Linked DNA regions of Homo sapiens: region 2 is linked to region 1. A link is an interaction called in ENCODE POLR2A ChIA-PET data of the cell type or tissue named here. Cell type or tissue: A673. All regions are shown on one strand. Links, peaks and the distances in the headings refer to the core of each region. The heading gives the core; the rest is flanking DNA. Region 1 overlaps TTC9C (tetratricopeptide repeat domain 9C). Region 2 overlaps SLC22A10 (solute carrier family 22 member 10 (gene/pseudogene)).

The links. Peaks named below come from ENCODE experiments on the same cell type or tissue, not always from the same donor. Only the 100,000 strongest peaks of a DNase experiment are listed, where the experiment ranks them.
Region 2: POLR2A ChIA-PET joins it to region 1 with 22 read pairs; 2 of 35 experiments call an interaction of 5 or more read pairs at or near these places.

Annotation. Positions count from the first base shown.
Region 1 is chr11:62,729,221-62,738,187 of GRCh38, forward strand. It overlaps TTC9C (tetratricopeptide repeat domain 9C), which reads left to right. Exons shown (of 3, transcript NM_173810.4): 2 at 6,162-6,344. Among named protein-coding and RNA genes, the nearest start is that of TTC9C, 5.2 kb to the left of the region's middle. In A673, for the core only: a CTCF peak has its summit at 3,774; a DNase peak (open chromatin) is centred at 3,801.
Region 2 is chr11:63,294,945-63,312,560 of GRCh38, forward strand. SLC22A10 (solute carrier family 22 member 10 (gene/pseudogene)) reads left to right here. Exons shown (of 10, transcript NM_001039752.4): 3 at 2,359-2,513; 4 at 2,615-2,783; 5 at 3,976-4,099; 6 at 4,570-4,685; 7 at 7,385-7,599; 8 at 9,164-9,272; 9 at 9,742-9,945; 10 at 16,063-16,839. The coding sequence ends at 16,090. Among named protein-coding and RNA genes, the nearest start is that of SLC22A10, 14 kb to the left of the region's middle. In A673, for the core only: no CTCF peak of the experiment used is centred there; no DNase peak of the experiment used is centred there; H3K27me3 peaks cover 825 bases.

The DNA.
Region 1 (8,967 bases), core at 2,329-4,828:
CTGTCAATCTGTGCGGCTGTAATTAAGTTGCCATAGAGCAGGGCTTCTCAGACTTCACCTGGAGAGTCTGTTAAAACACAACCTCCTCGGCCCCATCCCCAGAGATTCGGATGGGTCTGACGTGGGGCCTATCAGTTTGCATTTCTTTATTTTTTTATTTTATTTTATTTTATTTTATTTTATTTTATTTTTTTTTGAGATGGAGTCTCGCTCTGTCTCCCAGGCTGGAGTGCACTGGCGCGGTCTGGGCTCACTGCAGCCTCCCCGTCCCGGGTTCAAGCAATTCTCCTGTCTTAGCCTGCCCAGTAGCCGGGATTACAGGCGCCCGCCAGCCACCACGCCCAGCTAATTTTTTTTTTTTTTTTTTTTTTTGAGACGGAGTTTCGCTCTTGTTGCCCAGGTTGGAGTGCAGTGGCGTGATTTCGGCTCACCGCAACCTCTGCCTCCCGAGTTCAAGCGATTCTCCTGCCTCAGCTTCCTGAGTAGCTGGGATTACAGGCATGCGCCACCATGCCCAGCTAATTTTTGTATTTTTAGTAGAGACGGGGTTTCATAATATTGGTCAGGCTGGTCTTGAACTACTGACCTCAGGTAATCCACGCGCCTCTACCTTCCAAGGTGCTGGGATTACATGCGTGAGCCACCGCACCCAGCCCCAGTTTGCATTTCTAACAGCCTTCTGGGTATTGTTGATAGCTTTAGGTAATTTTGCATGCTATAGGGAAAAACTATACTTAAGGTCAGGCCATTGTTTATTTAAGGGACATTTAATATTTGTGAAACACGTTCATTTCTTTAGCTGCTAGTTTAGATCCCTTATATTCAGTGGGTCGTATAGCTTTTCCTCATTTTTCTTTTCCTTTTTCTTTTTTTGAGAAGAGCTTCGCTCTTGTTGCCCAAGCTGGGGTGCAATGGCACGATCTCGGCTCACTGCAACCTCCTCCTCCCGGGTTCAGGCGATTCTCCTGCCTGAGCCTCTGGAATAGCTGGGATACAGGCGCGTGCCACCACGCCTGGCTAATTTTTTGTATTTTTAGTAGAAACGGGGTTTCACCATGTTAGCCAGGCTAGTCTGGATTCCTGACCTCAGGTGATTCGCCCGCCTCGGCCTCGCAAAGTGCTGGGATTACAGGCATGAGCCACTGCACCCGGCCCAGTAATTTTTATTTATTGAGTGCCTATAACATGTTGGGCAGTCATTTACAGATATCTGCCATCTTCACAAAACTGCAAGGATTATCACCATTTTACAGATAAGGAAATCAGATCCTGTCACTGCCTGAAACACCCCATTGGCATCTCATCACACTTAGAAGAAAATCCAAACTCACCTCGAGGCCCCAGCACCAACTAGCTCTTTTATTTTTTTTGAGACTGAATTTTGCTCTTGTTGCCCAGGCTGGAGTGCAATGGCACGATCTTGGCTCACTGCAACCTCCGCCTCCCGGGTTCAAGCAATTCTCCTTCCTCAGCCTCCCAAGTAGCTGGGATTAGAGGCATGTGGCACCATGCCCTGCTAATTTTGTATTTTTAGTAGAGATGGGATTTCTTCATGTTGGTCAGACTGGTCTCAAACTCCCAGCCTCAGGTGATCCGCCCACCTCGGCCTCCCAAAGTGCTGGGATTACAGGCTTGAGCCACCACGCCTGGCCTTATTTTTTATTTTATTTATTTATTTTTTTTTTTGAGACGGTGTCTCACTCTGTTGCTCAGGCTGGAGTGCAGTGGCGTGATCTCAGCTCACTGCAACCTTTGCCTTCCAGGTTCAAGCGATTCTCCTGCCTCAGCCTTCCAAGTAGCTGGGATCACAGGCACCTGCCACCATGCCTGGCTAATTTTGGTATTTTTAGTAGAGACGGGGTTTTGCCATGTTGGCCAGGCTGGTCTCGAGCTCCTGACCTCAGGTGAGCCACCCACCTCGGCCTCCCAAAGTGCTGGGATTATGGGTGTGAGCCACCATGCCCTTCCCAAACTGGCCCTTTTATACACTTAATGTCCAAAGTACATTTCCACCTTCACACTTTTGTAGGCTGTCTTTCCAGCTAGAATGCCCTGTCCCTTGAATGACACTTATCCAGATTTGGACTCAAAAGTTGCTTCCTTAGAGAAGCCTTCTGTAGCTGGTGCAGTGGCTCACAACTGTAATCCCAACACCTTGGTAGGCCGAGGAGTTCAAGACCAGCCTGGGAAATGTGGCGCAACCCGGTCTCTACAAAAAATACAAAAATTAGCCAGGCATGGTTGTGCTTGCCGGTAGTCCCAGCTATTCTGGAAACTGAGGTGGGCCAATGTCTTGAGCATGGGAGGCCGGGGCTGCAGTGAGCCAAGATTGGGCCACTGCCCTCCAGCCTGGGTGACAGAGCAAGTAAGACTCTGTCCCCCGATTCCTCCCACCAAAAAGCCTTCCAGAAGCAAACAGCACTCTGACTTCATTCATTCTCTGTCCCGACATAGTTTTATTTTTCTTAAAGCACTTTTTTTTTTTTTGAGACAGAGTCTTGCTCTGTCGCCCAGGCTGGAGTGCAGTGGCGTGATCTCACCGCAAGCTCTGCCTCCCAGGTTCATGCCGTTCTGCCCCAACCTCCCGAATAGCTGGGACTACAGGCGCCCACCACCACGCCCAGCTAATTTTTTTTTTGTATTTTTAGTAGAGACGGGGTCTCACCTTGTTAGCCAGGATGGTCTCCATCTCCTGACCTAGTGATCCTCCCGCCTTGGCCTCCCAAAGTGCTGGGATTACAGGTGTGAGCCACCGCGCCTGGTCAGCACTTTTTTTTTTTTTTTTTTTTTTTTTGAGACCAAGTCTCACTCTGTCGCCCAGGCTGGCGTCAGTGGCGCAATTCTGGCTCACTGCAAGCTCTGCCTCCTGGGTTCACACCATTCCCCTGCCTCAGTCTCCCGAGTAGCTGGGACTACAGGCGCCCGCCACCACGCCTGGCTAATTTTTTGTATTTTTAGTAGAGACGGGGTTTTACCGTGTTAGCCAGGATGGTCTCGATCTCCTGACCTCATGATCTGCCTGCCTCAGCCTCCCAAAGTGCTGGCATTACAGGCGTGAGCCACTGCGTCCAGCCTCTTAAAGCACTTTTAAAAATTAATTTACTTGGGCCGGGCATGGTGGCTCATGTCTGTAATCCCAGCACTTTGGGAGGCCGAGGTGGGCGGATCACCTGAGGTCAGGAGTTCAAGACCAGCCTGACCAACATGGAGAAACCCATCTGCACTAAAAATACAAAAAAATTAGCCAGGCGTGGTGGTGCATGCCTGTAATCGCATCTACTAGGGAGGCTGAGGCAGGAGAATTGCTTGAACCTGGGAGGCGGAGGTTGTGGTGAACCAAGATCGCGCCATTGCACACTCCAGCCTGGGCAACAAGAGCAAAACTCCGTCTCAAAAAAAAAAAAAATTAATTTACTTGGGCCAGGTGCGGTGGCTCACGCCTGTAATCCCAGCCCTTTGGGAGCCCATGACAGGCAGATCACGAGGTCAGGAGATGGAGACCATCCTGGCTGATATGGTGAAACTCCATCTCTATTAAAAATATTTTAAAAATTAGCTGGGTGTGGTGGCAGGTGCCTGTAGTCCCAGCTACTTGGGAAGCTGAGGCAAGAGAATCGCTTGAACCTGGGATGTGGAGGTTGCAGTCAGCCAAGATCGTACCAGTGCACTCCAGCCTGGGCAACAGAGGGAGACTCTGTCTAAAAACAAACAAACAAAAAATTCATTTACTTGTTTCTTCTGTATTCCTCCACTTTTTTTTTTTTTTTTTGACCACTTGGTGGGGATGTTGTAGAAGGGATACAGACATCAGCACAGGCCCTTTAATGTGCTCATCACTGCTGATTCTTGATCTTTCTCAGCACCATGATTTAATAATACTATGTTTAATTCCCACAGTTGTGAAATAGGGAGTGTTTCCCTTCTTAATCATAAAAAGGCAGAACATTGACCTGAATTGCCTGAATTGACTCCTCTGCAGGTTTGTATTTCAAGGTCCCATTAAGTCATCCAAGAGAATAGTGAAGTTATATGCTGTATTGTTACTGAGAATGATGATTTTGGAGTTAGACAACACTTCATTCAAATTTCATATTCCACCTAGAACCTGTAAGATCTTAGACAAGTTATTTGTCTGAGTCTTGATTTCTTCATCCACTAAATGAAGATAGTAACACCTATTTAATAGTGTAGATGCGAAGATTAAACAAGACAGTGTATATCAAGCACATAGCACAGCGCTTGCCATTTCCTGACAATTAATGGCAACCATTATTAACAAAGCTGCAGTACAAGAACTGTGGTGAAATGGGGGATTCAGGACATAGAGCCTCAGGTAGAAGAGATACAATGAAGGTTAGTTTGTTTTTTAAAAAATTGTAATTTATCTAATTTTTTTTTTTTAAGATGGAGTCTTGCTCCATAACCCAGGCTGGAGTGCAGTGGTACAATCTCGGCTCACTGCATATCTAATTTTATATAAAAAATTAATGGGGCCGGGCACAGTGACTCACGCCTGTAATCCCAGCACTTTGGGAGGCAGAGGCAGGTGGATCACAAGGTCAGGAGTTCGAGACCAGCTTGACCAACATGGTGAAACCCCGTCTGTACTAAAAATACAAAAATTAGCCAGGCATGGTGGTGAGCGCCTATAATCCCAGTTACTCAGGAGGCTGAGGCAGAAGAATCACTTGAACCTGGGAGGCAGAGGTTGCGATGAGCCAAGATCACGCTACTGCACTCCAGCCTGCACGACAGAGCGAGACCTCCATCTCAAAAAATAATAATAATAATGAGGGGGCTGGGCAGGGTGGTTCACGTCTATAATCCCAGTACATTGGGAGGCTGAGGCCAGCGAATCACCTGAGGTCAGGAGTTCAAGACAAGCCTGGCCAACATGGCGAAAACCCATCTCTACAAAAATACAAAAATTAGCCGGGCATGGTGATGTGTGCCTGTAATCCCAGCTACTCGGGAAGCTGAGGCAGGAGAATCACTTGAACCCAGGAGGCGGAGGTTGCCGTGAGCTGAGATCGCGCCATTGCACTCCAGCCTGGGCGACAGAGCGAGACTCCATCTCAAAAAAAAAAATAGGGTCTCACCTGGGCATAGTGGCTCATGCCTATAATCCCAGTACTTTGGGAGGCCAAGGTGGACAGATCACTTGAGGTCAGGAGTTTGAGAACAGCCTGGCCAACATGGTGAAACCCCATCTCTACTGAAAACACAAAAATTAGCTGGACATGGGTAATCCCAGCTACTCGGGAGGCTGAGGCAGAAGAATTGGTTGAACCTGGAGGTTGCAGTGAGCCAAGATCATGCCACTGCACTCCAGCCTAGCTGATGAGTGAGACTCTGTCTTAAAAAAATAATAAAAAAAGAATACATTTGTTATTCGGAATACACTTCTTATAACACTGCAGTGAATACTCTGCCAAAAAAAAGGGACAGGGGAGGGTCTCACTATGTTGCCCAGGCTGGTCTTGAACTCCTGGGCTCAAGCAAATCTCCTACCTCAGCCTCCCAAAGTGCTAGGATTACAGCATGAGCCACCATGCTCAGCCGAGTTTTAAATAAATTTTAAAGTATGTTCTTACCAGCTTTATAGCCAAGCCTAACTGGCTACTAAATATGTAGCAGAAAATCAGTAAATATTGAAGTAGATTACAAGATATATGAATTTTTTGTTTTGTTTTGAGACAAAGTTTCACTCTTGTTCCCCAGGCTAGAGTGCAATGGCACGATCTCGGCTCACCGAAACCTCCGTCTCCCAGGTCCAAGCGATTCTCTTGCCTCACCCTCCCGAGTAGCTGGGATTACAGGCATGCGCCACCACACCTGGCTAATTTTTATTTTCAGTAGAGACGGGGTTTCTCCATGTTGTCAGGCTGATCTCGAACTCCCGACCTCAGGTGATCCACCCGTCTCGGCCTCCCAAAGTGCTGGGATTACAGGCATGAGCCACTGCACCTGGCCGATATGTGAAGCTTTTATTCACTGCTGCATCCCCAGTGTGTAGAAGAGTGTCTGGCATATGGGAGACACTTTAGCATTTGTTGACTGAATGTTGTTACCACCCTGTTCAGTACTGTCTTGAGCTGGCCAGTGGAACCTGGTGTAACGAGCCCCTCCTACCTCTTCTCTCTTTTCATTTGGCCCATTAGCTTGTCTCCTTCAGATGGAGCCCGTGAACTACGAACGAGTGAGAGAATATAGTCAGAAAGTCCTGGAACGACAGCCTGATAATGCCAAGGCCTTGTATCGGGCCGGAGTGGCCTTTTTCCATCTGCAGGACTATGACCAGGCCCGCCACTACCTCCTGGCTGCCGTGAATAGGCAGCCTAAAGGTAAGCAAGAAGGGCTTTGAAATGGTAAAGACAAAATTGTCTTGCTGGGGTGGATCTGTGGAAAGGGGGTTTTATTTTACTTTGCCAATGTATTATTTTCAATAAGTAATACATTCACATGGTTGAGAATTCGAACTGAAAAAGTATACGATGAACAGACCTTTTTCCACTCTTGTGTTCTTGTCTCCACAGAAAAGCAGTATTATTAGTTTCATGTGTAGGGGGTTGATGCTTAATCAGACATACACAATATATATGTTGGTATGTCTGTTTCATATATGTATGTATGCCTATTCTAATATATAAATATATGTATATCAACGTGCTTTTATTTATAAATATACAGTGTATATATTTATACATATACATGAATATATATATAAAATAGGCAGGCCAGGTGGGGTGGCTCACATCTGTTATCTCAGCACTTTGGGAGACCAAAGTGGGTGGATCACCTGAGGTCAGGAGTTTGAGACCAGCCTGACCAACATGGAGAAACCCCATCTCTACTAAAAATACAAAATTAGCCAGGCATGGTGGCGCATGCCTGTAAACCCAGCTACTCGGGAGGCTGAGGCAGGAGAATTGCTTGAACCCAGGAGGCGGAGGTTGCGGTGAGCCGAGATCCTGGGCAACAAGAACGAGATTCTGTCTCAAAAAAAAAAAAAAAAAAAAAAAACAGTGTTGTTTTTTGGGGCTGGGTACGGTGGCTTACACTTGTAATCCCAGCACTTTGGGAGGCCAAGGCGGGCAGATCACCTGAGGTCAGGATTTCAAGACCAGCCTGGCCAACATGGCGGAACCCATCTCTACTAAAAAAAATAAAAATACAAAAATCAGCCGGGTGTGGCCGGGCGCAGTGGCTCACACCTGTAATCCCAGCACTTTGGGAGGCCGAGGTGGGCGGATTACGAGGTCAGGAGATCGAGACCATCCTGGCTAACATGGGGAAACTCCGTCTCTATTAAAAATACAAAAAATTAGCCGGACGTGGTGGTGAGGGCCTGTAGTCCCAGGTACTCAGGAGGCTGAGGTAGGAGAATGGCATGAACTTGGGAGGCGGAGCTTGCAGTGAGCTGAGATCCTGCCGGTGCATTCCAGCCTAGGGGACAGAGGGCGGCTCCGTCTCGGAAAAAAAAAAAAAAGCTGGGCGTGATGGCAGGCCCCTGTAATCCCAGCTACTTAGGAGGCTGATGCAGGGAGAATCGCTTGAACCCAGGAGGCAGAGGTTTCGGTGAGCTGAGATTGTGTCGCACTCTAGCCTGGGCGACAGAGCCAGACTCCATCCCAAAAAAAAAAAAAGCGAGTGTCGTTTTTCAAGTTCTGTTCCTGGTCTTTAAGAGTGATTGGAGGCTGGGCATGGTGGCTTATGCCTGTAATCCCAGCACTTTGGGAGGCCAAGGTGGGCGGATCATGTGAGGCCAGGAGTTCGAGACCATCCTGGCTAACATGATTAAACCCCGTTTCTAGTAAAAATACAAGAAATTAGCCGGGCGTGGTGGCGGGCGCCTGTAATCCCAGCTACTCGGGAGGCTGAGGCAGGAGAATAGTGTGAACCCGAGAGGCAGAGCTTGCAGTGAGCCAAGATCGCGCCACTGCACTCCAGCCTGGGAGACAGAGGGAGACTCCATCTCAAAAACAAAACAAAACAAAACAAAAAAACAGTGATTGGAATAGGATGTGTGAATGCCAACAAATACACTTGATAATTTTCATTCTGCCAGTTCTCCAAATGGGGTCTGGCCTTTGGTTTAGCTATCATTTTTATCCTTTAGCTCAGCTAACCCCAGGTATGACCTAGAAAAAGGGCAGTCCTGCTGAGAGAGAATTTGGGACTTACTTTGTTTCCAAGGCAAAAAGGATATTGTGAAGCAGATGAGAGACTCATTCCTGTGTTGGTTGGTTGAGCACTGAAAATTGTCTCCCTTTTGCATTCTGGCTTACAATAGCCACTGGATACTAGTAGCAGAGTCACCAAATGTATAGCAGTGCAGTAAAATCTCATCTAAATGAATGAGAAAGCCATTATGAATTAATAAAGATATAAAATATAAGCCATTTGTTCATGTTTCTCAGCATCCAATACATAAATTAACTGCCACCTATATGAATAGTATCTTTAGAGGCTCTATTTTAATGATAACTGCTTCATCAATCTTGCTTTCATTATGAAATTAGCAACCAGTGTCCAGGCATGGTGGCTCACACCTGTAATCCCAGCACTTTGGGAGGCCAAGGCGGGTGGATCACGAGGTCAGGAGTTCCAGACCAGCTTGGCCAACATGGTGAAACCCCATCTCTACTAAAAATACAAAAATTAACCAAGCATGGTGGTGCATGCCTGTAATCTCAGCTACTTGGGAGGCTGAGGCATGAGAATTGCTTGAACCCGGGAGGCGGAGGTTGCAGTAAGTGGAGATCCCATGCTATTGCACTCTAGCCTGGGTGACAGAGCGAGACCCTGTCTCAAAAGTAAGTAAATAAATAAAATAAATAAATAAATAAATAAATAAAAATTAGCAGCCGGGACAGAGATTGTTTTTTTTCAATTCCAAATGTTATTAATTAATGAGATTTACTATTGCATAGAATGGTTGCGATATATTCAGATCTTGGAGAGATT
Region 2 (17,616 bases), core at 8,967-11,466, 570 kb after region 1:
CTCCCTGAGTTTCTTTAATATTGTTATTTTGAATTCATTTTCTGGCATTTTGTATATTTGTCTATAATTGGGGCCGGTTACAGGAAAATTATTGTGGTCCTTTAAATGTGTCAAATTTCTTTCCTTTGTAATGTTTGATTTGTCTCTACATTGATTTCTTTGGTTGAGTGGAAAGGTTGCCTCTTACAATTTTATGAAGAGATTTCATAAGGAAAGGCTTATTTGTATGAATGGGTCTTGTGTCGTCAGTTTTATGGGGTGTGTCAGGCTTTGGTTCTAGGTGGGCACAGTAGTATTCTTTCTGTGTAGTTTCTTCAGCTTTAACCTAGGCTAGTGACATGTGCTAGTGTCTTAGTGGCATAGGCTGCAAGAGTTGGTTATGGTTGTGGTAAGGCTTTGCTGGGGGTCGGCTTGCCAGGCTGTTTCTCAGATGTGGGGTGCATGCATGCACGTGGTGATTTGGCCAAGTTAAGCCAAGTTAGACTTATGGAGCTATTATTCTGGCCAGGAACACATACATGAGGTTGCTCTGCCAGGCTGGTGGCAAGCCTGCCAGTAGTCCCCCACAGGGCTGTTTTCTCAGACCCAGGACATGGGCACACAGCTACTCAGCCAGCCTGGAGGTCTGAGTGCCAGCGAAGCTTTCAGTTGTTCTGACATCCTGATTGCAGGTGCAGGGCCATTGGGCATACCAAGGGCTTGTCTGCAGGGGGTGGAGCATCATGGAGCTATCCTCAGGTTCTAGAAAGAGGAGCATAGGAGCAGGCTTTACTGGCTGGAAGGCTGTTAGTTGCATAGAGTTCCAGGGTCTTTCCCCCTTGGGGAAGGGTATGCAGCAGTTTAGCTGGCTCAACAGTGGGTTCACCCTGGGCAGAATTGCCAGATTGTTTTTCCAGATGAAAATGAGGGTGGTGGGATTTGTTTCTCTGCTTTGTAGGACCAGAGCCACCACTGATCCTAAGCCCAGACTCTGCACTGCTGGGGTTGTGGTGTTCAGTCACTGATGTGGGCTTCATGGAATGAAGATAGAGTTCCAGTGCTGGAGAGGTGCAGTGGCTACTGGCCCCCAGGACAGGATGCACTCCAGAGGTGGCTCTGGTCTCAAGATGGTGCCATGCTGCAACAGCTTGACTCACAAGGGATAGGCGTGACCTGGGGAATAATACTTTGTGCCCCTAATCTGGGCAATGCAGTTGGGTAAATTTTCGGCAGCTCTCTTTTGGACTCAGGACTTGTGCGGACTATGAAATTCTCCTATGGTAAGAACTGTTGCTGTTTGTGGTGGCAATGGAGACTGGTGGGTTCTTCTGCTACAGAGGCTGGGTGCCTCCATGCTGCCCTCCTGGACTTCCAATCTCCACAGGTGTGTCTCCACCCCCTCGCTGCATTGCAGTGCTCTCCCTTCCACACTCTAGTGAAATCTTACCTGTTTATTTGTTGCCTTGGTTTTTTTCTCATTGGTGTGTGGGTTGGGGGGAATGAGTGTCAGGAGTCTCTACTTAGCTATCTTGCTGATACCACTCCTCTAGATACTATTTAAATATATCTAGAGTTCCATTTCAAATGTAGAACAGTTCCCAACCCAAAACTTTGTTTGTTAATATTACTGGGCATATACAATAAGCACACCCCATTTAGTCCAAGTTGTCCCCTTTAAGACCTGTCTTTACAAACACCCTGTAAAATGCCAAATTTCCTTTCCCTTTTCAGCCTTCACTTTCTCTCTCCCTTCACTCTACTTTCTACGTATTTTTTTCCTCTGAGAAGTTTCTGTACTTTTCTCTTTCTGGGTTGTGGCTCTCTTATATTTTGTTCTAGCTGGAACACAGAGGCCTATAAACCCAGATCAACAATGGGAGTCCATGTTTCTTTATGAGAGCCTCTTAGGCAACCCAACAGAAACTTTGATGCATTGTTCCACTGATGTATCTTATACATAAGTTTAGCCTTGGCCTGCATGGTCTTAGAGACCCAAATACATATTTAGCTCCCTTGTATTTCATATACTATGTAGACTCTCTACTATGCTGGATACATATGTCAATATAGTAGATACTTATTCATATTACAATTTCCAACATTGTAGCTTCTTTTCTACAGTATCTGTTGGTATCAGAGGCCTTCTTATTATTAAGTGATGAAGGTTTGATTTTGATATTGTTAGTGTATATTATAAACAGGGAGGGTTACTTCTGAGGATATTTCTGTGTCAATTTAGCTCTTGATATTTCAGGATTTAAAGTACACAAAATAATTAGTTAAAATATTATCAAATTTTAGAGTGAGCTTTCATTTTCTTAAGTTTTTACCATAAATTATTATTGCTGTCATAATCTAACATGACTCGCTGTTTCTCAGGTTTGGGCGAAGATTTATTCTCAGATGGTGTTTGCTCCAGCTTGCCATTACTGACACCTGCGCTGCCTTCGCTCCCACCTTCCCTGTTTACTGTGTACTACGCTTCTTGGCAGGTTTTTCTTCCATGATCATTATATCAAATAATTCTTTGCCCAGTAAGTCAATAATTGTGATCTTCTCTATTTTATGACCCTTTAATTTGACCTTGAAATTTCATCTCTATTTGACCTTAAATGCTATATGGGTTTTCTTTCAGTTACTGAGTGGATAAGGCCCAACTCTAAAGCCCTGGTAGTAATATTGTCATCTGGTGCCCTTAGTATTGGACAGATAATCCTGGGAGGCTTGGCTTATGTCTTCCGAGACTGGCAAACCCTGCACGTGGTGGCGTCTGTACCTTTCTTTGTCTTCTTTCTTCTTTCAAGGTAGGAGCTTTCTCTCTCACTTTGCCTTATGGGGTCCTGGGATGAAAATGAATATTGAATAAGAACATATTGATTTTCTTATTGCCACTTCTGGACCTAGACCCATGTTCTCATTTATTCACTCTGTGCAGCTTGAGAAAAAATGGTAAATAGCAATGGCTCTTCTGCCTGGGAGTTCTGACATAAAATTGGAAAAACTTTTATTGTAGACATAGAATGATTCCATCTTTTTTTTACTAAACATATAGATTCAGATGTTTCAAAAAGAATATCTTTGATTCATTTTTGCCTTGAAATAAATCAAGTTATGGTGATATGTGTAATGTTTTTCACTTTTATAGGTGAAATTGGAAGAAACCACAAGTGTATTCATATAACTCTTTGACAATAGTGCAGGACCATTTCACCAGTACTAAAAGTTGGGCAGACTGAGTGATTTATAGCATGTGTTCAGCACTTCCTCCTCCATTAGATAATTTTAACAAACATTTATTTGTGGCTAATTTCATCTCTACATTTGAAACCAATCTATGGAAGCATCAGATTCAGTTAGAAATTACTGGAATATTGAGATATTACTATATATTTCACACAGTGAGATGAATTCCGATAGACAGTAGAGTATAATCCATGTCAGACTCTTCCATTATCTTATTTCATCTTCATAACAACCCAGTAAGGAATATGGCACTGCTGTTTTTGTTTTATTGATGAGGAAACTGAAGTAGATGTAAATGAGTGACTCACTTGCATAGTAAGTTACCAGCATAGCTGGTAGTGGCAGAAGTACTTCCAACCTTTGAGCAGCTTTAACCTTACATAAGTTGAAGACTTATTTTTCTTAAACAATACATATCATGAACATAAATTTGCTAGAACTCACGCCAAACTTTGGAAAGAACTTACGCATGTAGGGACCCTAAAGCTTAAGCTTCACAGACTTCTTTGAAAATTTTCCTGTGATCAAACAAAGAAGTGATTTGTCTCCAAAGTCTGTTGCTAAACCTTGAAGGTGTATTGCAGGATCATGGTCATATTTTCCTAGTATTTGTATAATAAAATAGGACTTTGTGTTTTCAATACAACTAAGTGGTGGATAATAAATGGAAGACAAAAGGCATCCATAGCCAATAATCATATGACTAATAAGAAAGACAGAGATGACTGCACTTGTGTATTTTTCTTGTATCAGGTGGCTGGTGGAATCTGCTCGGTGGTTGATAATCACCAATAAACTAGATGAGGGCTTAAAGGCACTTAGAAAAGTTGCACGCACAAATGGAATAAAGAATGCTGAAGAAACCCTGAACATAGAGGTGAGTAGGAAAGGGAAGGTGGTTACTGGGTTGAAGGGAAGACATACGCTGACATCTGCCTTCTCCTTATTGAGACAGACTAACTGCTTCTAAGAAGGGCAGCTAGCTGAGAACACAAGCTCGGTTCTTATTTTTTCAAGGCCATCTCATATAAAAGAAGCTTTGGGAATTATGTAACTATCTCTTTCTTTAGTTCACTTCCTGATCTGAATCTACAACCTATGCATCCTTGTGGATACACTATAACCCTTTGGGGCCTTATTTTCAAATGTCTTTATTGCTGCATAATTTCCTGGAGGCTCCTTTAATGTTCTCCTTCATTTTTCTTCACACCGCTTTCACTTCTGTAATTGCATATCATATATCACACTCGAGAGAAAGGGAACATATTTCTCTTGTCCTACTAAGTGCCAGTTCTCACAACAATGCCTGGGATGATGTTGATAAATGATAAATGTTTATTATTGAAGGTTGTAAGATCCACCATGCAGGAGGAGCTGGATGCAGCACAGACCAAAACTACTGTGTGTGACTTGTTCCGCAACCCCAGTATGCGTAAAAGGATCTGTATCCTGGTATTTTTGAGGTAGGCTTCGTATAGTATATGAGGAGCATTAAAAGTTTGGTGACATGAATCACTTTCTTATTTCAAAGGTTGCAACAGTAGTGTGTGTGTGTGTGTGTGTGTGTGTGTGTTTAGGACTGATTTGTAGATAAAAGATGAAGAAAATACACAGGTAACTGCTACATTTGAAGAGAGGCAGAGGGTTATGTAGACTCACATCATCCTACCAGTCTCATCATTGGTGATTGATACTGAGGTAAATTGTGTTGTTTAATTTTCTTTATTTTTTTCAATTCTACTTGAAACAAATCTTAGTAATGTGCACAGATTATGAATGTATACAACTCCATGAATATTTTTATACATAAAAAGTGTAATCAAGTCAGGCGTGATGGCTCATGCCTGTAATCCCAACACTTTAGGAGGCTAAGGCAGGTGGATCACCTGAGGTCAGGAGTTCGAGACCAGCCTGGCCAACATGGTGAAACCCCGTCTCTACTAAAAATACAAAAATTAGCCAGGAGTGGTGGTGCAAAGCTGTAGTCTCAGCTACTTAGGAGGTTGAGGCATAAGAATTGCTTGAACCCGGGAGGTGAAGGTTGCAGTGAGCCAAGATTGTGCCACTGTACTCCAGCCTGGGTGAAAGAGTAAGACTCTGTCTCAAAAGAAAAAAAAAAAAAAGAAAGAAAAAAGAAAATGTAATCAACACCCAGATCAAGATGTAGAAAAACCTTGGAAGGCCTCCTTGTGCATCATCTACAGCAATAAAAACTGCCCCTGCCAAAAATAACTTAAGAACAGTTCTGGCCTCCATCACCATGAAGGATTATTGCCTGATTTTGACCTTCACAAAATGTAAAAGATAACATGGCTCCGTTTGTCACAGGCTCCTTTTCCTCAACTTTATTCCTTCAAGATTTATCAGTGCTGTTGCTTGTAATAGTAGGTTGTTCTCCTTCCCAGTGTTTCAGTATTCCAATAGATGAATACAGAACAATTTCTTTACCTACTTCTTTGTTGGTGGACTTTTACATATTTCCAATTTCGGGTGTTCGCAGAAGGGCTTCTGTAGGCAAGCTTGTACATTGTCTCTTGGGGACATGTAAGTACTTACTTTGGTAGTGTCAGTAGGAAAAATTTTAAATATAATTCTAAATTTTTGAAAACTTATAAAAAGTGTTACAGGAGAGCGTATGTCCACTTCCAAGCTGAAGACAGTACTATTAAATTATACAGTTTACCTCTTCCTAGGCATATCCTATAGGTGGCTACTTCATTTAATTGCATTGTGCTTTATCACTTTTCCCCTATCCACTACATTACAGACTCTGGCTTCTGAATCCTAGACAGTCAGAGTGGGTCAAAAAAGTAGAGATAGTGGTCAGAAAAGGACTTACTTGCTTGGAATTGCTATGATCTATGGTAGTTTCTTCTGCCATAATGTCTAAAGCTAGCTCTTTCTGGGTGTGGTAGATCATTAATGTGGACTAGTTCTCTGTAGATGCTTTCTGGGTATATTGAAGATCCTCGGTAGGAACCTCTGATTTTATTTCCTATGGTGAAGTTGGTGTAGGTTTGTTTGCCTGGATTCTGACACTTTTTCTTAGCTCTGGGGAATGAGATATGAACCTCTTTAGTGAGAAACATCCTCCTCAGGCATCCTCTGCATTGAATTGTACCAGATTTTTTTGTTTGTTTGTTTCTTCTCTTTTCTTTGCGATCAGTGTCAACGTGTTATCATTTAAAATAACTTGTTATAACTATATAACATTTTTTACAAGCCTTGTGGTAACTGCAAAGCAAAAACCTATAATTGATATGCTAAAATTAAAACACAAAGAACCAAAAGATACTACTAGAGAAAACCACAAATAAAAACTGTCAAAGTGAAACAAAGGGGAAAAAAAATCTACAAAAGAAGTAGAAAACAAGTAACAAAATGGCAGTGTTAAACCCTTACCTATCAATAATTACCTTAAGTGTTAATGGATTAAATTCTGCAATTAAAGACGTGGAGTGGTTGAATGGTCATTTTTTTACTTAAAATGGCTCCTGGTCAGCTCTTACTTGGAAAGAGCCCACACAGATGGTCTATGAGAGAAACACATGTATCCCTGCCTCTGTGTCCATACAGTGTGCTTATTCACTCATCACATTCTCTGTCTCTGCTCTGACCCCTCAGGAGATAGCCACTGTTTCTCACCTTAAATGTCTTGGAATTGTGTCAGGCACCAGAACACTGTGCTCCCAGACAGTGCTGCCAGGCACGTAGTCTTTTTGGAGCCTTACTCTCTAGCAAAGGGAAAGTTCTTCACTGTAGTAGCACTGGGGAGAAGAGAGAGAGCACTTACAGCATACTGACAGCTCTCAGAAAATGAATTATTTCCCTAATTTTCAAGCTTTAATTCTTCTGTGTTCAATGCTTATATACCATTGAGTTTGATGACTGATTCAGGTTAAGTTTCCCTGTCATTATCAACTATCTGCTTGGGAACTTGGACAAAAGAATGACTGACAGGAGTCCTGTTCTTATGTAATGTCATGCAATTATTCATGATAGCTCTAAGATCACCATCTTTAAAACAAAGAACTCTACAAATTTTACCGAGCCTTTATTCCTTAACACTGACCAATAACTGCCTGGGCCAATATGATAATCAACTGCGGGACATAGGCTCTAAACCTTATGACATGTGTCTCTTCTATTTTGTTCACCACAGATTTGCAAACACAATACCTTTTTATGGTACCATGGTCAATCTTCAGCATGTGGGGAGCAACATTTTCCTGTTGCAGGTACTTTATGGAGCTGTCGCTCTCATAGTTCGATGTCTTGCTCTTTTGACACTAAATCATATGGGCCGTCGAATAAGCCAGATATTGTTCATGTTCCTGGTGGGCCTTTCCATTTTGGCCAACACGTTTGTGCCCAAAGGTGAGAGAAGACTGGACTTTGGGGGAAAGAAAATGTCTTCTCTTTGTTCTTCAGGAATTGTATTGGTCACACTTGCCTAAAACCAGGAATAAAGAGGAGTGCCATTTAAAGGCTACATATTCCCTCAAAGCAATATGAGCGTGTAAAACGAATTTGGCTAATAATTGAGAAAAGAGCCAGGGGCAGCTCAGATGTGTATTTATCTTCATCAACTCTGGAAGCAGCTGGATAGTGGTGACATTCATTCCTGACGGTTTCTCTAGGAGATCAATTGATCACTTGCCCTTTGGTTAATCACACTTTTGATAACAAGCATGGCATGTCTAGGCCTTGCGATTATATCCCATTTGAGGACACGATATGATTGCTTCCTTTGTGTGGGCTCTGTCTAGGTTCTTCCTCATTACTATGTCTTCAGTGACCAGTCTACTCACTGCTATCCGTGTAGCCACACTTGGACGTGATGTTAAGTCACCATGAATGCAGCCCTTGATTAGGGGAAACCTTTTTGACTTTAACGAAGTAGAAATCCTTTGTTTACAAGCAGAGAAAGAATATATGATAGGGACAATAAACTAGGCAGATTAAAAGCCTATTTCACTCCCTGTTAGACTATTTTATAAGTTAATATGATGATTGTATGTAATGATTAGGGGAACCTTAGTAGGCACTATGCCTTCCCTGCTTCCCAATACAAGAATGTATTTTACCGCATAATAGATTGGGGAACTTGATTCCTCTTCCTGAATATTATCAATAATGTATATCTCCTGACTTACATCGAGCACTTTCTAATCTTATAAATCTATAATTCTCTTTCTTTCTATATTAGGCAGAAAACATTCTCTGAAACTTCCTTTTAATGGTTTCCAAATTCTGAATTTATTTTTCCCCAAGCAGAAGTTCCATTGCTTGGTTCCTTATGCCTATTATTCTGGATCTAGCCTCTCTACTCTGCCCACTTACAAAGGAGTTTTTTCATTAGTCTCTTGTACAATTCCAACTCGTGACAATACTGTGTCTGTACTAGATTGACTGAGTTACCCAGATTTACCTGGGACTTTCTTGGTTTTATCAATAAAAATTTAACTTCACTAAAACCCCTTCATCCCTGGGAAATCTAGGATGGCTGGTCCCTTTAAATTCTGCACTTTAATTGTAAAGTTCTCAAGTACAGTGCTGAGTCTCAGACTCCTCAGTAATTGTCCACATGCTGGTTCTACCTTCTATAGAATGGGCATAGCGAATACTGGACAGAATAAGTAAGAAAAAATTTCTGCTAGAGTCACCGTTTCTCCTCCCTCTCTGAAAAATCTTAGATATACAGAGAGATTTCCTGCATTAATGCAGATAATATTATGCACTTTTTGCCACCTATGTTGATAATTCTAAGCTGATAATTTCTCAGCTTATCAACCTCTGGATGTTCTCTGGCACTATTCAGTTTTCTACAGTATTTTTCAAACATGCAAATACTCGATAGATTGTTTTTAAATTAAGTTTGGTGGATGTTGCTTCCTTCGGCCCAGATATCAGAGTCTCACTGGTCTCTTCCTTTTGCCAGAAATGCAGACCCTGCGTGTGGCTTTGGCATGTCTGGGAATCGGCTGTTCTGCTGCTACTTTTTCCAGTGTTGCTGTTCACTTCATTGAACTCATCCCCACTGTTCTCAGGTATAAGAGATACAGATGCTCCACCTGAGCCCAAAATAAGAATTTCCCACTAAACAATACTTACTGAGGGAATAAAGCTGAGACCTGTTTATTATTTTAAAAGCAATCATTTATAATACTAATAATACACTAACAAAAATTATGGCCAATGATTATTGCAAGCTGACTTTGCACTATCTACTGTGCTAGACAGTATTTTAATGTATCATCTCACTAATCTTTCGGACCACTCATCAGCGTAGGTGTCATGTGTAACTGTCTGTTTAAAATGATGAAAAGGAGTCTTAACTCACACTGAACCTGATTAAAAACAGCTAGAAAATCATAGAGAAAATCTCAAAAGCAGCTGTTTGCCCATGTACCTAATGATTGTGTTTTATTGTCTTCTGCAGTCAAGTCAAAATAATATGTCACAAATTACATGTGTAGATTTTTTTTCTGATTATCATGTATTGTTATTTATCTGTAGGGCAAGAGCTTCAGGAATAGATTTAACGGCTAGTAGGATTGGAGCAGCACTGGCTCCCCTCTTGATGACCTTAACGGTATTTTTTACCACTTTGCCATGGATCATTTATGGAATCTTCCCCATCATTGGTGGCCTTATTGTCTTCCTCCTACCAGAAACCAAGAATCTGCCTTTGCCTGACACCATCAAGGATGTGGAAAATCAGTGAGTGAATCTTTTAGCCATGTCCTGAGAGAAGCAGTGTACTCTATATCCGTGATAAGAAATGAAAAACTCCATGTGGATCCTTGAGATTATTGTGAAAGCTTAGCCTTTCCTGAGCTACTTCCACTTGGGCCATTGCCTTTCATTAGCAGCAGGGCCAGCTCTATCCATTCTGAGTTCCAACTCTAGAGTACAGAGACACCCTCATTGGTAGTTTTAGTGATAAAGAGATAAAAATGAGCTATGTTGTGATGGCACATACTACCTTTCCTCATGAAAGACACACGCTCATGATGGTATTTAATGATTCTTGGATTCATAGAGCTTGGGATATGGTGGGGAAGGAAACAAAATAGTGAAGGAAGAATGTTCAGAAATATCACAAAGAGTTAAAGATCCTCCTTGAAAAGATAGTAAAGGAGATAACTCTTGTTTAGTTGCCTGTGAAATTCAGTCAACCTTGCTGCCATGAGTAATAGAAGGTTTGAGGATAGAGAAAATAAGAAACTAGGAAAAAGTATTTTTATTTTTTAATTTTAAAGTTTCATTTTATTTGTATATTTAAAGATGGGGTCTCCTCTGTCATCCAGTCTGAAGTGCGGTGGTGCAATCACAGCTTACTGAAGCCTCGAGTTCCTGGGCTCAGGTGATTCTCCCACCTCTGCCTCTTGAGTAGCTGGCACACGCCTCTACACATGGCTAAATTTTTGTATTTTTAGTAGAGATTGGGTTTCACCATGTTGCCCAGGCTGGTCTTGAACTCCTGTGTTCAAGCAATCCCCCTGCCTTGGCCTTTTATTTTGTTTTTAATTGACTCAAAATAATTGCACATATTTATGGGGAACAGTGTGACGTTTTGATACATAGAAATCATGGTAATTAGCATATCTATAATCTTAAACACATCATTTTTTGGGGTGAGGACATTCAAATCCTTTCTTATAGCTCTTTTGAAATATATAATACATTATTGCTAATTATGGTCACCGTACTGTGCCATAGAACACTAGAATTTTTTTTTTTTTAGACAGAGTCTCACTCTGTTGCCCAGGATGGAGTGCACTGGCACAATCTCAGCTCACTGCAACCTCTGCCTCCCGGATTATAGTGATTCTCCTGCCTTAGCCTCCTGAGTAGCCCGCCACCACGCCCAGCTAATTTTTTGTATTTTTAGTAGAGACAGGGTTTTGCCCTGTTAGCCAGGATGATCTCGATCTCCTGACCTCGTGATCCACCTGCCTCAGCCTCCCAAAGTGCTGGGATTACAGGTGTGAGTACCGTGCCTAGCCTATAATTTCTTTCTCCTAACAAACTGTAGCTTTGTACCTGTTGATGAACCTGTTCCTATCTCCCCCTACCTTCTTCCTTCCCTAGCCTCTGACAACCACTATTCTACTATCAACTTCTATGAAATCAACTTTTGAAAGATTCTACATATGAGTGAGATCATGCAGCATTTGTCATGTGCTTCTCTTATTTCACTTAACATGGTTAATCCATGTTGTCATTAACACATCATAATCCATGTTAAGTGGACAGGATTTCATTCTTTTTTATGGCCAAATTGTATTCCATTAAGTATATTCCACTGAGTATATATATATCTCTCTCTCTTCAAAATCTACTTTATCTGTTGATGGACACTTAGGTTAATTCCATATCTTGCCTATGGTGAATAGTGCTGTAAAACATGGGAATGCAAATATTTCTTTGACATACCAATTTCATTTCCTTTGGATATATACTCAATAGTGGGATTGCTGGATATTATGGTGGTTAACTTTTCATTTGTTGAGGAACCTTCATACTGTTTTCCATAATGGCTGTACTAATTTGCATTTCTACCAATCATGTATAAATTCCTCTTTCTCTACATCTTTACTATCATTTGCTATTTTATGACTTTTTGGTAATAGCCATTCTAATTGGAATGAGATGACATCTCATTGTGGCTTTAATTTGTTTTTTATCAATGATTGGTGATGTTGAGTATTTTTTCATATAACTATTGGGCATTCATGTGTCTTCTTTTATGAAATGTCTATTCAGATCTTTTGCCCATTTTCAAATCACACTTTGTTTTTTACTCTTGAGCTCCTCTTGTGTTTTAGTTATTAGTCCCTTGTTAGACGCGTAGTTTGTGAATATTTTATTTCACTCTGCAGGCTGTCTCTTCACTTCATTGATTGTTTTCTTTGCGGCATAAAGCCTCTTTAGTTTGATATAATTCCATTTGTATATTTTTGCTATTTTAGAATTCCTTCTTTAAATGTTTAGTAGAATTCACCTGTGAAGGCATCAAGTCCTGGGCTTTTCTTTAATGGGAGACTTTTTATTATTGATTCAATTTCCTTATCTTTTTATTGGCCTGTTGAGGTTTTCTACTTCTCCATGATTCAGTCTTAGTAGGTTTGTATGTGTCTAGGGATTTTTCTGTTTGTTTTTTTTTTCTGTTTTTTAATTTTTTGGTTTGTATTTGTTCATAACAGTCTCTAAGGATCCTTTTTGTGATATCAGTGGTGATGTCTCCTCTGCCATCTCTAATTTTATTTGAGTCATCTCTCTTTTTTCTTAGTCTGGCTAAGGCTTGTTGATGTTGTTTGTCTTTTCAAAAAACAAACAAATTTTCCTAATCTTTTGTATTTTTGTCTTTTTTATTTATTTTTGCTCTGATATTTATTATTTCCTTCTACTAATTTTGGTTTTAGTTTGTTTTTGTTTTTCTAGTTCCTTTAGGTTTAATATCAGGTTGTTTATTTGAGATCTTTAAATTTTTTTGATGTAGATATTTAATGCTATAAACTTCCCTCTTAGAATGGCTTTTGCTGTATCCCATAGGTTTTGGTATGTTGTGTTTCCATTTTCTTTTGTCTCAGGAAATTTTTAAATTTTGTTTTTATTTCTTCATTCACCCAATGACTGTTTAGGAGCATGTTGTTTAATTTCCATGTATTTGTAAGTTTTCCAAAGTTCTTTCTTTCTGTTACTAATTTCTAGTTCTATTGCATTGTGATCAGAAAAGATATTTGAAATTATTTTGATTTTAAAAAAAATTGTTGAGTTTTGTTTTGTGGCCTAACATAGGATTTAACCTGAAAAATGTTCTGTGTGCTTCTGAGAAGAATTTGTCTTGTGTAGCTGTTGGATGAAATGTTCTGTAAATGTTGGATCTAGGATGTGATTTAATTTTAATATTTCTTTGTTGATTTTCTATCTGGATGATCTGTCCATTGCTGAAAGTCTCCTATTATTATTTTATGCAGACTATCACTCCATTTAGGTCTATTAATATTTGCTCCATATATTTAGGTGCTCTGATGTTGGGGCATATATATTTATAATTGTTTTATCCTATTGCTGTATTGACCCCTTAAGTATTATATATGGTCTTATCTCTTTTTGCAGTTTCTGGCAAAAAAAAAAAAAAACTGCAAAAAGAAACAAGACCATAATGTTTATTTTATCTGATATAAGCATAGCTACTCCTAGTCTTTTTTAGTTTTCATTTGCATGAAATACTTTTTCCTTTTGTTCAATTCAAGTCTACGTGTGTCCTTATAGTTGAAATGAGTCTCTTATAGGCAGCATATAATTAAGTTAAAAAAAATCCATTCAATCATTCTACGTCTTTAATTGCAGAATTTAGTCCATTTACATTCAAGGTAATTATTAATAGGTAAGGGCTTAACACTGCCATTTTGTTACCGATTTTCTACTTGTTTTGTACATTTTTTTCCCCTGCTTTCACTTTTACAGTTTTTATTTGTGGTTTTCTCTAGTAGTATATTTTGATTCTTTGTGTTTTAATTTTAGCATATCTATTATAGGTTTTTGCTTTGCAGTTACCACAAGGCTTATACAAAATTATATAATTATAACAAGTTATTTTAAATGATAGCAACTTGACACTGATCACAAAGAAAAGAGAAGAAACAGAATAATCTGGTACAATTCAACTCTCCTTCCACGTTTTGATTTTTGTCATGATTTACACTTTTATTTTGCCCACCTCTTAACAAATTATTGTAGTTATTATTTTTGATAGGTTTTTTTTAGTTTTCATACTAAAGATATAAGTAAGTGGTTTACATGCCACAATTACAGTACTAGAGTAACAATCACATTAATGCCCTTTTCTTTAAGTTCAAAAAACTCCATTTAGCATTTCTTGTAGGAGATAGTGATGAATTCCCTCAGCATTTTTTTTTTTTGCCTGGGAAAGTCTTTTTATCTCAACTCATTTCTGAAATATAGCTTTTCTGGGTAGAGTATTCTTGGACAGCAGTCTTTTTTTTTTTCCTTCAGCATTCTGCATATATCATCTCAATCCTTTCTGGCCTGCACATTTTCAGCTACAAGTCTGCTTCCAGGCATATTGGATCTCCCTTATATATTATTTGCTTCTTTTTTTCTTGGTGCTTTCAGGACGCTCTATTTGTCTGCTCTTTGAGAGTTTATTATAATTTTTCTTGGGATATTCTTGTTTGGGTTTAATTTGATTGGTGACAAGAAATAATGTTAAAATAATAAAAATAGCATATTCACTTCTTATGTCTTTCATAACAAGATATCACAAACTTAGGCACTTAAGAAAAGAAATTTATTGTCTCACAGTTCTGGAAGCTAGAAGTCTGAGATCAATTTATTGAAAAGGACTTGACCTCACTGAAGTCTGTAGGGAAGAATCTATTCCAGACACCTCTTCTCACTTCTGGTAGATCCTTGGGTATAGTTTCCCAACTGTAATCTTCACATGGCATTTTTCCCCACGTGTGTGTCTCTACATTCAAATTTCCCCCAACTATTTTTTTTTTTTTAGATAGAGTCTCGCTCTGTCACCCAGGCTGGAGTGCAACCTCTGCCTCCTGGATTCAAACTATTCTCCCATCTCAGCCTCCCAAGTAGCTGGGATTACAGGCACCCACCATCATGTCAGGCTAGTTTTTGTATTTTTGTATAGACAGGGTTTCATCATGTTAATCAGCCTGGTCTTGAACTCCTGACCTCAGGTGATCCACCTGTCTTGGCCTCCCAAAGTGCTGGGATGATAGGCATGAGCCACCACGTCTGGCCTCAAATTCCTCCTTTTTTATAAGGGCACCAGTCATATTGAGTGAGGGGTCCCACTCTACTCCAATATGACCTTGCCTTAACTAGTAACATGTGCAACAACACTGTTTCTGAATAATGTCACATTCTGAGGTATTTAGAGTTAAGACTTCAACATATAAATTTTCTTTGGTGGGGGGACACAATGTAACCCATAATTAATGGTGAGATTTCTTAAATTTTTTAATTCACCCCTTAACTTTCAAAGATGCCATTTACCACAGGTCTAAAAAGACCAAGTGAGAGTAGCAATTTTCAAAACTCCCTTTGGATCTGCACAGGCAGCAGGACCTTTTACAGAGTGAGTGTGATTCGCTAGAAATACTGACTTATAAATAGCTGATGGTGTAATCCCATTTTTGGGTATATACTCAAAGGAATATAATTCATTCTACTATAAAGACACATGCACATGTTTGTCTATTGCAGCACTATTCACAATAGCAAAGACATGGAACAAACCTAAGTGTCCGTCAACAGTAGACTGGATAAAGAAAATGTGGTACATATATACCATGGAATACCATGCAGCCATAAAAAAAAACATGTCCTTTGCAGCAACATGGGTGGAGCTGGAAAACATTATTCTAGGCAAACTAATGCAGGAACAGAAAACCAAATACCATATGTTCTCACTTATAAGTGGGAGCTAAACTACAAAAACACATGGACACAAAGAACTACAGATGCTGGGGCCTACTTGAGGGTGGTGATTGGGAGGAGGGAAAGGATTAAAAAAAACCTATGGAGTACTATGCTTATTACCTGGGTAACTAAATAATATGTACACAAAACCCCTGTGACACACTGTTTGCTATATAACAATCCTGCACATATACCCCTAAACCTAAAATAAAGTTAAAAAATAAATAAATAAATGCTGATGGTCAGAGGTTCAGCTTGCAATGGTGCATAGAGGACATACAAAGTAATTTTGATTTTTTCTGAACGTTTGTTTTTGTTTGTTCTTTTTCAATTTATTGTTTCTGTTTTGTTTTGTTTTTCCAGAAAAAAAAATCTCAAGGAAAAGGCATAAAAATGATTGCTACACAAAAGTGACCAAATTTTAAGAAGCCTTCATGAGCTGATTGGTGGGGAAATTCAGAAAAAAAAATACAGGAAAAGAACACACCAGAAGGGTTTTTTTCCCTACAACCAGCAAGAACATATATTAGATACATGAATCTCAATTATAATTATGGCATTAATTTGCATTTTATTTCAAAATTAACTTGTGGGGACATGTAATCTCTTGAGCAATCTGATATTTTTGGGAAGTCCTTTAAAAAGTTACAAATTTATCAATAAATTACTAGTAGATAAGATGATTCAGAAACAAAAGAAAATCACAGAATTAGGATGTGGCTGGCTGGTGTATGAAGCACCATGTGATGAATTCATAAAGTTGCAAAAGTCAAAACAATACTGTACATGCAACCAGAAATCAAAATAAATCCAGAAATAGAGACCTATATAAATGCATTTAATACATGATACTTTTGACATAATAAGCCATTGGAAAACGGAAAGATTAGATACTAAATAACATTGACTATCTCTTTGTAAATACAGTCACTAAATGATGTTAGTTACTTTTCCATGGTGGAATTTTAATTACTTTTTCTTTGTAATTTTTCTCTCTGTATATTTTAAACAAATAGCTGGTATAGTTTACAATATTATAAAGATATTGTTCAAATTGAAGGGCAAAGGCCAGGTTCAGCAATTTTCAAACTGTATGTACATTTAATAAAATAACTATAAATTAAAAAATTATATTTCAAATGATGTGACTAATAAATGAAAGTACATATAGTAGTAAAGTAATTTCAGGCAAACCTATATAACCAAAATATAAACTTTCATTTTAAACAGCAAAGATTTTAAGTGCTAATGATTCTCAGAGTGGGTGAAGATACACTGAATGTTGGGGTGATCAGACCCAACGCCAGGTCGTCGGGGCGATGAAGTCTGGCGGAGTCAAAGGAATGAGAAAAAGACAATTTGAGAGAGAAAGTGGGACCGGGGGCCATCACAAGTGTGGAGGCTGCGAAGGCCCCAAGCTCTGGGAGCCCATGCTATTTATTGGTGCTCAAACAAACAAACAACTGGTGGTGAGGTGTCGGGGGAAATTCAGCCAGATGTCGGGCAAAATTCACCCCCGATATTTCACATAGGTTCTTTTCTACTTTCCCAAAGCATCGACCAGTTTGAGAAATAAAGGGACGGAGTACAAAAGAGAGAAATTTCAAAGCTGGGCATCTGGGGGAGACGTCACATGTCGGTAGGTTCCATGATGTCCCCTGAGCCATAAAACCAGCAAGGTTTTATTAGGGATTTTCAAAACAGGAGGGAGTGTTCGAATAGGGTGTGGGTCACAGAGATCATGTACTTCACAAGGTAATAGAATATCACAAGGCAAATGGAGGCAGGGCGAGATCACAGGACCACAAGACGGGTGAAATTAAAATTGCTAATGAAGTTTCAGGCACCATTGTCATTGATAATATCTTCTCAGGAGACAGGGTTTGAGAGCAACTGATCTGACCAAAATTTACTAGG